2 separate regions of the Homo sapiens genome follow, and region 2 is linked to region 1. Evidence: chromatin contacts called from ENCODE Hi-C data. All regions are on one chromosome and are shown on one strand. Each heading gives the region's core, a stretch centred on a gene start or an enhancer-like site at or near the end of the contact. The rest is flanking DNA. Distances are from core to core; before and after follow the strand shown. Region 1 holds the start of SGMS1 (sphingomyelin synthase 1). Region 2 has its middle 80 kb from the start of PRKG1.

Region 1 (5,671 bases), core at 814-3,313:
TTCTGGCACTCCCTTAGTTTGAAAAAATTTACATCACAAGAAAGCAAGCCTTCCTTTCACCTTTTAGGTGCAAACTGATAAACATAACCAGTAGGGCTACTATACTTCACAGAGCCTTGCTCCCAGTAGATACTCAAAACATGCAGTTGAACTGAATTTCAGTTGTTATTTTAAAGCCGTGCTTGAAAAGCGTATGTGACAAATGTACTTTCCTAATCTTCCTGAGAAGAGCAGTACTGTGTCTTACGGGCGAAAAAACCAGAGGAGCCAGGAGTGGAGGGTGCAATAAAACGCCTGCATTGGGGCAGATTGCCTCATTTTGAATCCCTGACTCCTCACTGTGCTTTGGGGAAAACTATGGAAATTTTCACTGCCTAGCTTATTAAAATGGACTGCTTAGCTGAAATATAGAGGCGTCCATGACAACTACCCGGAGGGCTTTGTTAATCATATTGCAGGACTCCACCCGCAGTTTCTGGTTCTGTAGGTCTAGGTGGGGCCGAAAACGTGCATTTCTAACAAATTCTAGGGTGATAGTGACGCGGCAGGTCCCGAGACAACAGGAAACCCAAGGGACTCGAGGCAGGCGCTCAATAAATATTCACTATGAACCTCAGCACCATCGAAGCGGCCCACCAGCAGGGGCCGCGGGGTATGCGCTGCAGGGAAGAGCACGGCCTCTGTCCAATGTCCCTGCCGGTACATCACTCCTCTGCAGGGACTAGGTTAGAACCGGGAGGCAGCCAGAGCAGCGCTCTCGCTGGATAACGGAAGAGGACTCCCTCGCCAACTTCCGCCTCTGGGGAAAAGCGGGGACCCTCCGCCACCTGAGTTCTGTTGTCTCGATTTCGCCGCAGTTTGCTTCTGGCCCGGGCGAGAACCTGTCCTCTGGGCAAGCCAGGGGTCGGTACAGGACTCCTATACCCCAAGGCGAGGCGGAGGCAGGTGCCGAGCGGTGGCCAGAGTCCGGCGCCCAAAGCCCGATGGGAGGGCGTGGCGGGGGAGGACGGTCCCGCCAGCTCCCAGGTCGGTTCCGAGCGCCCGCGGCCCGATGGCCGGGCGGAAGATGGCTGCCCGGAGCGCCGCGGACAGTCACGTGGTACGCCGGGCCCGTAGCCGCGCCCCTTCCCCCGCTCGCCAAGTCCCCGACCCCGCGGGAGGCACGGCCTCGGGCTGCCTGTAGGCCACCGAGGTGCGGCGCGGGCCGGCCAGGGACGGCGGGCATCGGGGCGGGAAGGCCAGCTCTCCCCGCTGTCCATCCTAACTTGGGCGCTGGGGCTTCGCTCGGGGAGCAGAGGAAAACCTTCCTTCAGGCGACTTGCACCACGTGGGGCTACTGGGCATGCGCGGGCTCCGACCCCGGCCTAGCCGCTCTCCGGGTTTTCGCCGCAGCTCGGAGGGGCGGCGGAAGGTGGGCCCCAGGCGGGGCGGGGCGGCTCTGACGCAGTCGGAGTTTTCACCTCGCGCGGTTAGAGCTCTTGCGCCTCCGTCGCGCTCCCAGGCGTCGCCAGAGGCTTTTTTTTTCTGTTGTGGGAGAAAGATGAGAGTCTATGGTTAGAGGTTTGAAAATGGGCCGAATAGTCAGGTCGGCCGTTTCCTAGGAATGATCCATTGGGCATTAATCCCAAGTGTCGCAGCCCTTGGGCTTGGTGGGAAAAAGAATCCAGTAGTAGTTCGCAAACTCGTGCCTGGCTTCCAGCAGGCTGAGTTTGCGTTCCCTGCTTTGTGACCAGCTCTAGCGGCTCCCGTCTCCGGCCCTGCCCCAAGGGATTTACCGTCCCAGATTGTAAAATCTGGCTCCCGCTAGGCCTTACTTAGTGGGCCCCTAAAAACGCTGGGGAAAGCGCCCGCCTCCTCAGTTTCCCATTACTTGAAAGTAAAATTCAAGGGGCCCAAACTGCGACTGTCCCTTGGTTCGGGGTCCCGCTCGGTCCCGGGAGGAGCCCCCCGCGGACCCCGCCCGGCCGGCCCGCCCCCCCGGCCGCAGTGAACACCCGGAGGAGCGGAGTCGCGTCGCGCGGGAAGCCGGGCCGGCTCGGGCAGCGGACTGGGCATGCTCGGCAGCCCGGGAGGCTCGCGGTGGCAAGTCGAAAGCGTTCGCACCAGCGGGGCAGCGGCTGCGGGCGGCAGGCGGCGGGCAGGTCGGGAGTGAGAAGGACCGGCCTGGGCTGACTGCTCTCCCCTCGCGCCTAGGGAGCCGGTCGGAGAGCGCGATTGGGGTGCGGAGCCCCGACGCTGCCCTGCCCCGGATTTCATTCCGCGGCGGGGGCTCCGCGAGCGGAATTCCGGCGGCTGCCGTGACTCCAGTGCAAGTGAGTCGTGGGGCAGGGACAGACAGCCGGCCTCACGGTTGCGGGGGCCGATCGGACACCTGTCTCGCGGGCCCGGCCTTATGCCGGGGAGCAGCGGGCGGGCTGCTCTGGGGCGAGGGGGCGTGAGCGCAGCCCGCGCGGTGCCGCGCGCGTACCTGGCGGGCAGTCCTCCAGAGCTGCTGCTCCCGTGGGTGGTCACAGCGGGGAGGTCCGGCGGCCGGGATCCGGGCTCGGAGGGGGCGGGCCGCCGGCGGGGCTCCCCGGCTAAGTTGGGGCGGGGAGGAAGGAGGAGGCGTCAGTGGGCACCTTTTCAGAGCTACTGCGTGCGGGCTGGAAGGCTGCCTGGTGTCGGATTGGGGCGATCGGGAGGCGGGGAGCCTTTGGGCAGTAGCCCGCCCGGGGTCCGGAGACCCCCACCCAGGGGCCGACTCCAATCACGGCTCCACCCCCACAGCCTAGGTGGCGGTGTGACAGTTGGTACCTTCGGTCCAGATCGCAGCCGGCCAGGCGCCCACTATTTCGGGATCCCCCCACCGTAGCCCCTCGATGCCCCCTGACGACAAAACAGGTGGGACCCCCCCTCCCCGAGGAGCGCTCCCCTTCTCTCCAGGCCGCGTAACAGCCCGCCAGGCTCGCGGGCGGCTCTGAGACCCCGCAGGGCTGCCCCCGCGGGGCGGGGACGTTTAGGGGCAAGGCCTGGAGGGGAATCGGCGCAGCCCAGAACTGGACAGTCTCTCCAGGACGCCGCTTTTCCGTGACAGAGGGGGTCTGCGCTATCCCCCAGCGACGTGTCAAGGGCAAAACAGCAGCAGCAGCGGCTGCCTCTCCCACCGTCTTAACCCGAACTCGGGCTTGTGGCGTCCTCCCGTGGGCCGGATAGAGTGCCCTAGTCCAGCTAACGGATTCAGCCTGGAGCGTTCTGGTGAATGCTGCTTTCCTCTTTGGTGCCGCGAAGTAGAAATCGGGATAAGGGTTGTCATGGCCGGAGGGAGCGAAGAGAATCCAGGCAGGTGCTTCTCAGATGTTTCTTTTCACCTTCAAACAGTACAGACTTCAGCGGTACACGCTTACGAAACCAAGTGAAGGCTGCTTTCTGAAAGGGAAGTTTATTTTCTATGTTCTGGGGCCTGTCGACTATTTTAGCTCCCTTGACATTTATCTTCCTGGACCTTTAAAGCTGTTTGGACAGGTTATTTTGCTTTTAGGTTTGGGGATGTTTCTAGTTGGCTCCCTGGATGTGGAAGTGGCGAATGTCTGATGTGCTGTGCTGTGAACTCCCCACGCTTCCTGGCACTGGGGGTTGAAACATTCAGGGGGGACTGAGTGGGCCGAAGGAGAGGAGTGGGACTGGTGACGTAGGAACGCGATGGGTGTTGCCTAGAGCTGCCCAGATGGAAAGGGGTTGGCGGCTGTTTTGGCCTGTGCAGAAGGGGAGAGGGCGGGGCGTTTCATTGGTCGGGGTGTGAAACGTCCACGGGCGAAGGCTGCGGGGGATGGGTGCCTGTCTGGTCAGTGCTCCAAGGGAAGCCCAGGGATGTTTGGTGATTCAGCAGGTGGCAGCCTTCCAGCTCTGAAGACATGCCGTGGCCAAGCAAAGAAGCAAGCAAGCAAGCAAGCAGCAGCCTGTGCCTGCTGTCGGAGGCGCCAGCTTTGGGGGAACCTCCAGGTGCTGCCTTCTGCCTGTGGCAGCTCACTTGTCTTATCTTGCTTCCTGTTTAGCTCTGGAGGCCCTGGTATTTCGAGTTTCCTTACTGCGCCTCTTAAAATATACAGCAATATATAGCATGTTTTTGAGTCTCTGCATCTCTGTGACCTGCTGGGTAGCAGTGGGGTGGCTGCTGCCGCCATGCAGTTTTAAGTAGTTACTCTGCAGAAAGTGACAGTGATATGTAAAAACAGTGAAGTGGCCTTTCCTTCCATTTCTGCTTCACAGAATAGAAATTTATGTTTTTAGTAAAATAATAAGATACATTTCTGCAACTCTTCAGTGATGATAGTGAGCTATTTGAAATTTCCGGAAACTTTTTAATAAAAGACATTAACTCCAGAGATGTATTAAATTGACATCAGAGGGACACGGTTATTAAACCAGTATCTTACTCATTGGAAGATTTCTAGCATCTTGCACAGTGTCTAACTTGTATTCAATACATGCCTCTGCAGCTGAAATTTTAAAAATTCTTCATAACAGAAGAGTTTACCAGTATTTACCATGTTCATCATCTATTTTTAAGTCTGTATTAATATGGTTAGAGTAAAATATATGCATCAATACCTTTGCACATTGACATTTAAAGAATATTTATGTTTTCGTAAGACATGATTGCTGGGTTGACCATAAACATTCAATTTTAGCTTGAAAACTTGATTCTTTTACTTTTCTGGTTAAATTTATTAATTTTCAAACTTGGGGCAGATCCTACATTTCAGCTAGAGAAATGGTGTGCTTTGTTAACATACGTCATGAAAACCAAACGGACTCCTGACTCCTAAGTATAGCCATCAGTTTTTTTTTGTTTGTTTTTCTTTTGAGACAGGGTTTTATTCTGTCACCCAGGATGGAGTGCAGTGGTACAATCTCGGCTTACTGTAGCTTTGAACTCTCCAGGCTCAGGGGATTCTCTTACCTCAGCCTCCCGAGTAGCTGGGACTACACGCACGCACCACTAAGCCCAGCTACTTTTTTATAGAGATAGGGTTTTGTTATGTTGCCCAGGCTGGTCCCAAACTCCTGGGCTCAAGTAATCCTCTCACCTTGGCCTCTCAAAGTGCTGCGATTACAGGTGTGAGTCACTGCACCTAGCAGTATTATTATTATTATTTTTAACTAAAAAGTGCTCCTGTTGGATGTCAAATGCTTTAACTTAGAAAACTTCATTTTATACATAACATTTCAGGAAAACTCTGAAAAGTGCTGCTATAGAAAAGCTGAAAGAGTATTTTGGGAATAAAAATTCTGGATTGTTTGCACACAGGCATCAATGCCCTGGTCTTTAGGAGGGAGGCATGAGTGTGCTGCCAGTTCATTCTGCTCTTTACCATCACTGTCTGTTCCTTCCTCCAATTGTTTAGGTATTTCTTCTTCTCCTAAAGATGTACTTTCTTGGCATGAGCTTGCTTTTTAAAGCAATCCTGTCAGAAGAATCTGTTGCATTTTCTCACACAAATTTGATCAATGGTGATTTTTATTTTTTGATTGCCATATACACTTTCCCACCACTTCATATGGCAAACTATTCAGTGGCTCTTGTGTCCTTGTGGGGGCATAACATGTTATAGATGGCTATGCCTTTTTTGGATGGTAGCTATAGCCATAACAGTCTCTTCTGGAGGAACTTTTATGACATGCTGGTCTTCAA
Region 2 (5,671 bases), core at 1,745-4,244, 370 kb before region 1:
GAAACAGGACCGTAGTCAGGAAAGAGGAAAAAGATACGACATCTTTTGTTTTTTCAGGTCTGTTAGAAATAGTTTCATGAGGGTCAAATTTCCAGTGAATACATGATTAAATGTAAACTTTCAACCTGTGCATATATTGGTAATTCAAATGGAACAAGAACTCCTGGTGTATTAGAAATACATTTGGAAAATGCACAAGACTCTGGAACTTGAACTAACCCCAAAGCAAAATCAATGTGTCTTAAATAACAAGTTAAACAGATAAGTTGAAGACCTCAATTCACCAACTCTGGTACCGATGCAAAATAAAAAAACAAACAACCCAAATTTTCTTTCAGGTCTTATTTCCGAGATCCTTTAAAGGACACTTCCACGAGGATTTGCTCAGTTTTCTCATCACTAAAATCAAGACACTACCACCTCCTGTACAGCCTTGACTGAAAGCATGTATGAAGTGCTTATGCTCAAGCCCTGTCCTCTTCAAATCACATCTGGCAAGATACAAGGATGTTTACAAGCCGTGCTGCCTAAAAATTTTCCTTTCCCTTCCTCAGCCTTCCTCCCCTTAAAATCTTGTCAGAAATATTACTCAGCTGAGTAAATTAAATAAATATCCTCTCCCAAAAGCTCCTGTTAGCACATCACCACGTTCATCAGAAAGAGGTAACAGGTTAATATCTTGGCATATTATCAGCCAGTAATCAATCCATGTTGATGGTGGGAAAGGTAGGGATGAAGGGATTAGCATGAATGACACAAGTGACAAATAGCAAAGGGTATTCAAAGGAGGCAACCAAGGTCATTTTCACATCCTTCATAACTGTATTATCATATGCCCTGCCTGTAACACAGCACTGAGCTAGAGAAGTTGGATGAGGAAGGAAGAAGATGAAGGACTGGTAAATGGCAACCCCAAGAGCAGGGCTAACTGAGGAAATTCCAGCCTGGCACAGCAGATCCAATGGACATGTGCTAGATACAAAGATTCACTGGTCACTTTTTCATGAGGTTAGCCTATCATTGGCTCTAAGACTTTTAACTCCCATTCTAATTTAGGGAAGGTTCATTTCTTCCTATTTAGAAGGATTCCCCACTTACTAAACTAGAACCAGTCCTATTCCAAGTTCATATAGTATAGTGGTTGAGTACTTGGGCTCTAAACTCTTCGAGATTTAGGTTTGAAACTTTATGGCATTTCCTAGTAGTGACACCTTAGACAGGTGACTTAAATTTCTTCAAGCCTCAGATTCCTCGCCTGAAAAGTGGGGACGTCTTTTAGGGCTGCTGTGAGAAAATGATGAGCTAGTGCAGGTAAATAGCTCAGCACAGCTCTAAGATTGCTAAGATTAGCTATCTCTATTATTGCTTTCATTGCTATTTTATAGCATTGTGTATTTTCCACATGATCAGTTAATAAATAATTGACTCTGGACCCAGAATTCAGCTAAGACCTACTCACTTCATTGACCTTGCTTATATAAGAAGTAGGCCAAACTCCTTGATTTCGTCCTAAGGTCAAATCAAATGTGAATTGGATCAGAGAGACAAAAGGTAATGAGTTTTCTGGGGCATCCATCCCAAGGCATCCATGCCCCAGTGAAAGGAAGTTCCAGTTCCAAATGATCAATTTACATTATCAAGAATCAAGCGATTCATGACAAGAATAACTCAAATGTGTCTGGAATACGTCTATTTTTATTCCTGTAACAGATTAATATTGATTCTAGCCTTTCCTTAAACTCATTAAAAAATTGTGTGCGGTTCCTGAGCATACACTGGCTAACTAGGCAGCCAAAATAAGGAGTTTGGGTGTATGCAAAAAGAGTAAGGGAAAGGATTAAGGATAATAGGTAATTCTTGATGTGGAGTATATTCATTAAGAAAATCAAGAGTTCACAGAGATCTATGTAAAACACTTGGAGTTCTTTGGCAGAAAAACAGTATTTAAAATATAAATGTAAAATATCATCACCATCATCCAAAACAGCTTGCAGTTTTCAAAGATAATCACTTGATCCCTACTGGACATTTCTTAAGGGATCTAAAAATGAGTACCGCAATAAGTCGGATATGTTCTTTTTAAACATGATCATCGTATTGTACACTTGATACTTATGCTGAGAGCTCAGATCTTCCTTTCCTAGTATAATTTTCATCTAAGCATTCCTTAGATACTTAGATCATTCTTAATGGAGATTGTGCATTATACCCTCTGTGGACACATAGAAATCTGGCTAATTGGACTGACTAGATTACAGTCGTTAATGAATTCCATTTCCTTCGTCTACGATACATGCTTAAGATATTTTTGTCACCTATTACGTAAATTTTTAAGATTGTAATCATTCATTGAAGCAGTGTTTATAGGCAAAAGTTTTTCATCACTCTTTTCAATAAATAAAATTCCTACAGAGTCATCCTTCAGTATCCATGGGCGATTGGTTCCAGGACCTCCGAGGATACCAAAATCCACAGATACTCAAGTCCTTTATATAAAATGGTGTAGTATTTGCATAAAACCTACACACATCCTTTCATACACTTTAACTCATCTCTAGATTACTTATAACACCTAATGCAATATAAATTATATGTAAATAGTTGTTATACTGTATTGTTTAGAAGAAAAGGCTATACATGTTTAGTCCAGGCACAATCATTCTTTTTTTTTTTTTTCCTGAATAGTTTTGATCCTCAGTTGGTTGAATCCATAGATGTGGAACCCATGGATAGAAGGGGCCGACTGCACTTTCAGGCTACATTTCTGTTCTTGTTGGTATAAAAACTGGGTATTTTGATAAAGTTTGAAATGAATCTGTAGCATGAATAGTTATCATTCAAATGCTACAGAAATCATAACTGAACACAAGCTTTGCAATAACGCATTCTGTTTCAGCCCCAGCATGCCCTTCAGAACGGCACAGCCTTTTACAAAAAACAGGTGAGGTGTACTCGGGAGGCTGAGGCAGGAGAATGGCGTGAACGCGGGAGGCGGAGCTTGCAGTGAGCCGGAGATCGCACCACTCCACTCCAGCCTGGGCGACAGAGCGAGACTCCGCCTCAAAAAAAAAAAAAAAAAAAAAAAAAATTACAGGTGAGGTGATGGAATATCTACTTGTCAAATCCTTATCTGAACATTTTTAAACAATTTTTATTTTAAAAGTATCTTGTTTCATATTAAATATTGTATCCCAGAAATCCTTTAATAAATTATTTCCTTTCTTGGCCAAAATAAGGTATCTAGCCAAGGACAATTTAGTACTGTCTCTTTAAGTGCCAAGAAGAGTACATAATTCTAATGTTTACTCTCCCCATATATTATACCTGTCAAAACTTTTTAAACTCTAATGAGTCAGCTTGCTGAAAATAAACTCCACACTTCTATTTGAAAGTATGAAACTAAACGCTGAGTGGGAAAAAGTTTACCCTCACTCCCAGTGTAAATCAGCACAGAGAGGAAGTAGAAAAGTACTCCAGCTATTTGCTATAGACACAAATATGCACTGACGGCTACTGCGCATGATCCACTCATGATGAATGTTCCTACCCCTAACATGAAAATGTTGGGAAAGGGAGGGGAAGAGAGAAGGACAGAAGAAGGATGATGTGTGCATACCCAAGATTAGCCATTTCCTCCCAGTACATACAAACAACAACAACAACAACAAAACACCTCCTTTCATTCTTAGAGATTTCTTGCCTCTTTGAGAGCAAATCCTGAATGACAGTGGACTCTGGGAAGGAGGGCTTTTCTCCTGTCCCCTCCATATCCTGGTGAAATCTCCTCCCTGCTGCAAAGCGGTGCTGTTACTGTTCGAGGGGCATAGCCCAGACACAGAAATCTGAAATTTCAAAAATGCGATAAAGCCCTAGCCCGGCAGCCCTGGGAGGCGAGCAGCTGCCGGGTGACCGCTGATGAAGTGGCTTCTTAAGGAGGTGGGCAGATTGATTCCAGCTGCTGAGCGCAGGGCAGGGCAGCCGCTCGGAATGCACAGCCCGGCTGAGACAAGACTCAGCAGCAGCTTCCCAGGCAAGGGCAAGGCCAAATATTAGGTCTGTTTGCAGTCCTGAGAAAAGGAAGGAAAATGCCACTGTTCCATCCAACAGGGACTTTCAAGGCAAGATGGGCCCAAAGGTGCCATGTACACAGTGTTAATTCGTAAGTGGAATGTCACTATGTCACTCAGGAAATCTGAAAGCTGTCTTCTGAGATGGCTGTTCAGAAGGTCCCACAATTCCTTAAGAGGAGTCCTTTCTGCCTGATTCCTGTTTTTCTCCCCACTCTGGCTCCCAGCTCCTGGTCTTCTTCTAATAACTCTGAACCGCTGCTCAGCCTCCCTGGCTCCCCATCCCATATAATCAATACACAAGAGGGACTCCAGAGGCAGACACGGAGGAGGTGCAGTGGGCCAGTGGCAGACACTAAGCGCCCTGGAGCTGACCTGGATGGGGACAGTGGAAAGGACATGCTCTTCAGAAGAGCTTGCCTCAAAAGTGAGAGAGCTAAACGGAGAGAGGGGGACTAGTTTAGGAGTCCCCTGAGGGCCCCAAACTCAGACAGCAAATGATCTAAGAAGAGGGAAAGATTAAGAGAGGTAGGCGGGCATGAAGGCACTCCTAATGGAATATTCAATATCCTGAGAAATGCATTTTCGGCCCTGCACTTCCAGGGACTAAAAGCCAGTAATGGCTTTGGAGTCTGCACTTCCTCTCCCTAATGTCCAGAGGCGCTTTAATGCTGCAGCCAATCGATCAGCCTTCTCCGGTGAAGGCGACGAGTGGAGTGCAAAAGCTTCCTACTTGTGGCCAAAATCCACCCAGCCTCCTCTGCACACCCCAAAGGAGTGACATACAACTTTGAACTGGCAGGATTTGTCTCTTAAAGTGCCGGAGAGGAGGAAAGGAAGGAGCCCAGAGGCGTCCGGAGAAACAGCCTACCCTCACCCCTCCGCCTTCTTCATCCCAACTTTTCCAGGGAGGGACTCAGGGGAAAACAAAAAGGGAGGGCGCACTATCCACCTTGGGACAGGGCTGACGAGCAGCCTCAAATCTGCTTCAGGTGCAAGGTCACTGAGCGGACTCCAAACCTAGAGCAGCCTTAGGTGTTGAACTTCTGGAAGAGGCACAATCAGAGCAAAGAAACGTCCAGAAGGTGGGGTTTCTTTGCAATGTCTTGCTGACATCACAGCTGCCTTGAAAGTGACCCTGTGAATAAACCTCTCCCCTCCTCGCCCCCACGCTCCAGGCTGGATCCCTGCCCTAGAGACAAGCCCCTGTCCCGCCTCTCCCTGTCCCCGCATCCGCCAGCAGAGCTCGGGTTCTGGGCAAGTTCAGTCCCTAAGTTGAGCCCAACCCTGTCCAGCCTCCAGTCGCCCCTCCCTAGGAGGCTCGGACAGCCCCACTGAGCATGTCCAGTGGCCTGAGTCCGGGGGGTCGCCGCTGGGAAGCTCTCCAGGCCCCTGGATGGGCAGGGTTGGGTCCCTGCGTGGACGCTCCCAGCGGGGCGCACGAAGGACAGCCGCGCGACTGCAGCCATGTGTGGAGGGCACAAGTTAGCCCGCGCGAGTAAACTTTCCGCGGTCCTCCTCCCCACCCCCACGCCACAGGGGCGCGTCTCCCCGTGCAGCTCGCCTTTCCCAGCCCGGCGGAGACAAGCACAGCACGTGATGGG

The links. A loop is a pair of places that touch in the nucleus more often than their neighbours do. Pooled maps may share reads with other maps.
Region 2: a loop to region 1 is called in a map of gastrocnemius medialis, with 11 times the contacts of the local background. The contact joins the enhancer-like site here to the promoter of SGMS1 in region 1. A Hi-C loop is called at or near these places in 2 of 168 maps with a recorded cell type or tissue (chondrocyte and gastrocnemius medialis) and 7 of 50 pooled maps.

The regions. Positions count from the first base shown.
Region 1 is chr10:50,620,348-50,626,018 of GRCh38, reverse strand. SGMS1 (sphingomyelin synthase 1) reads left to right here and starts at 2,063. Exons shown (of 11, transcript NM_147156.4): 1 at 2,063-2,312. It overlaps SGMS1-AS1 (SGMS1 antisense RNA 1), which reads right to left and starts at 1,068. Exons shown (of 4, transcript NR_126411.1): 1 at 828-1,068. RefSeq lists silencers at 896-1,525, 1,650-1,807, 1,856-2,115, 2,376-2,715 and enhancers at 1,666-2,194, 2,906-3,305, 3,856-4,015.
Region 2 is chr10:50,991,819-50,997,489 of GRCh38, reverse strand. It overlaps a transcript of PRKG1 not described here. Among named protein-coding and RNA genes, the nearest start is that of PRKG1, 80 kb to the left of the region's middle. RefSeq lists an enhancer at 5,027-5,527. Within about 2 kb of position 2,994, at least 5 of the 41 ENCODE cell types and tissues checked have a DNase peak (open chromatin) inside an H3K27ac peak, as active enhancers do.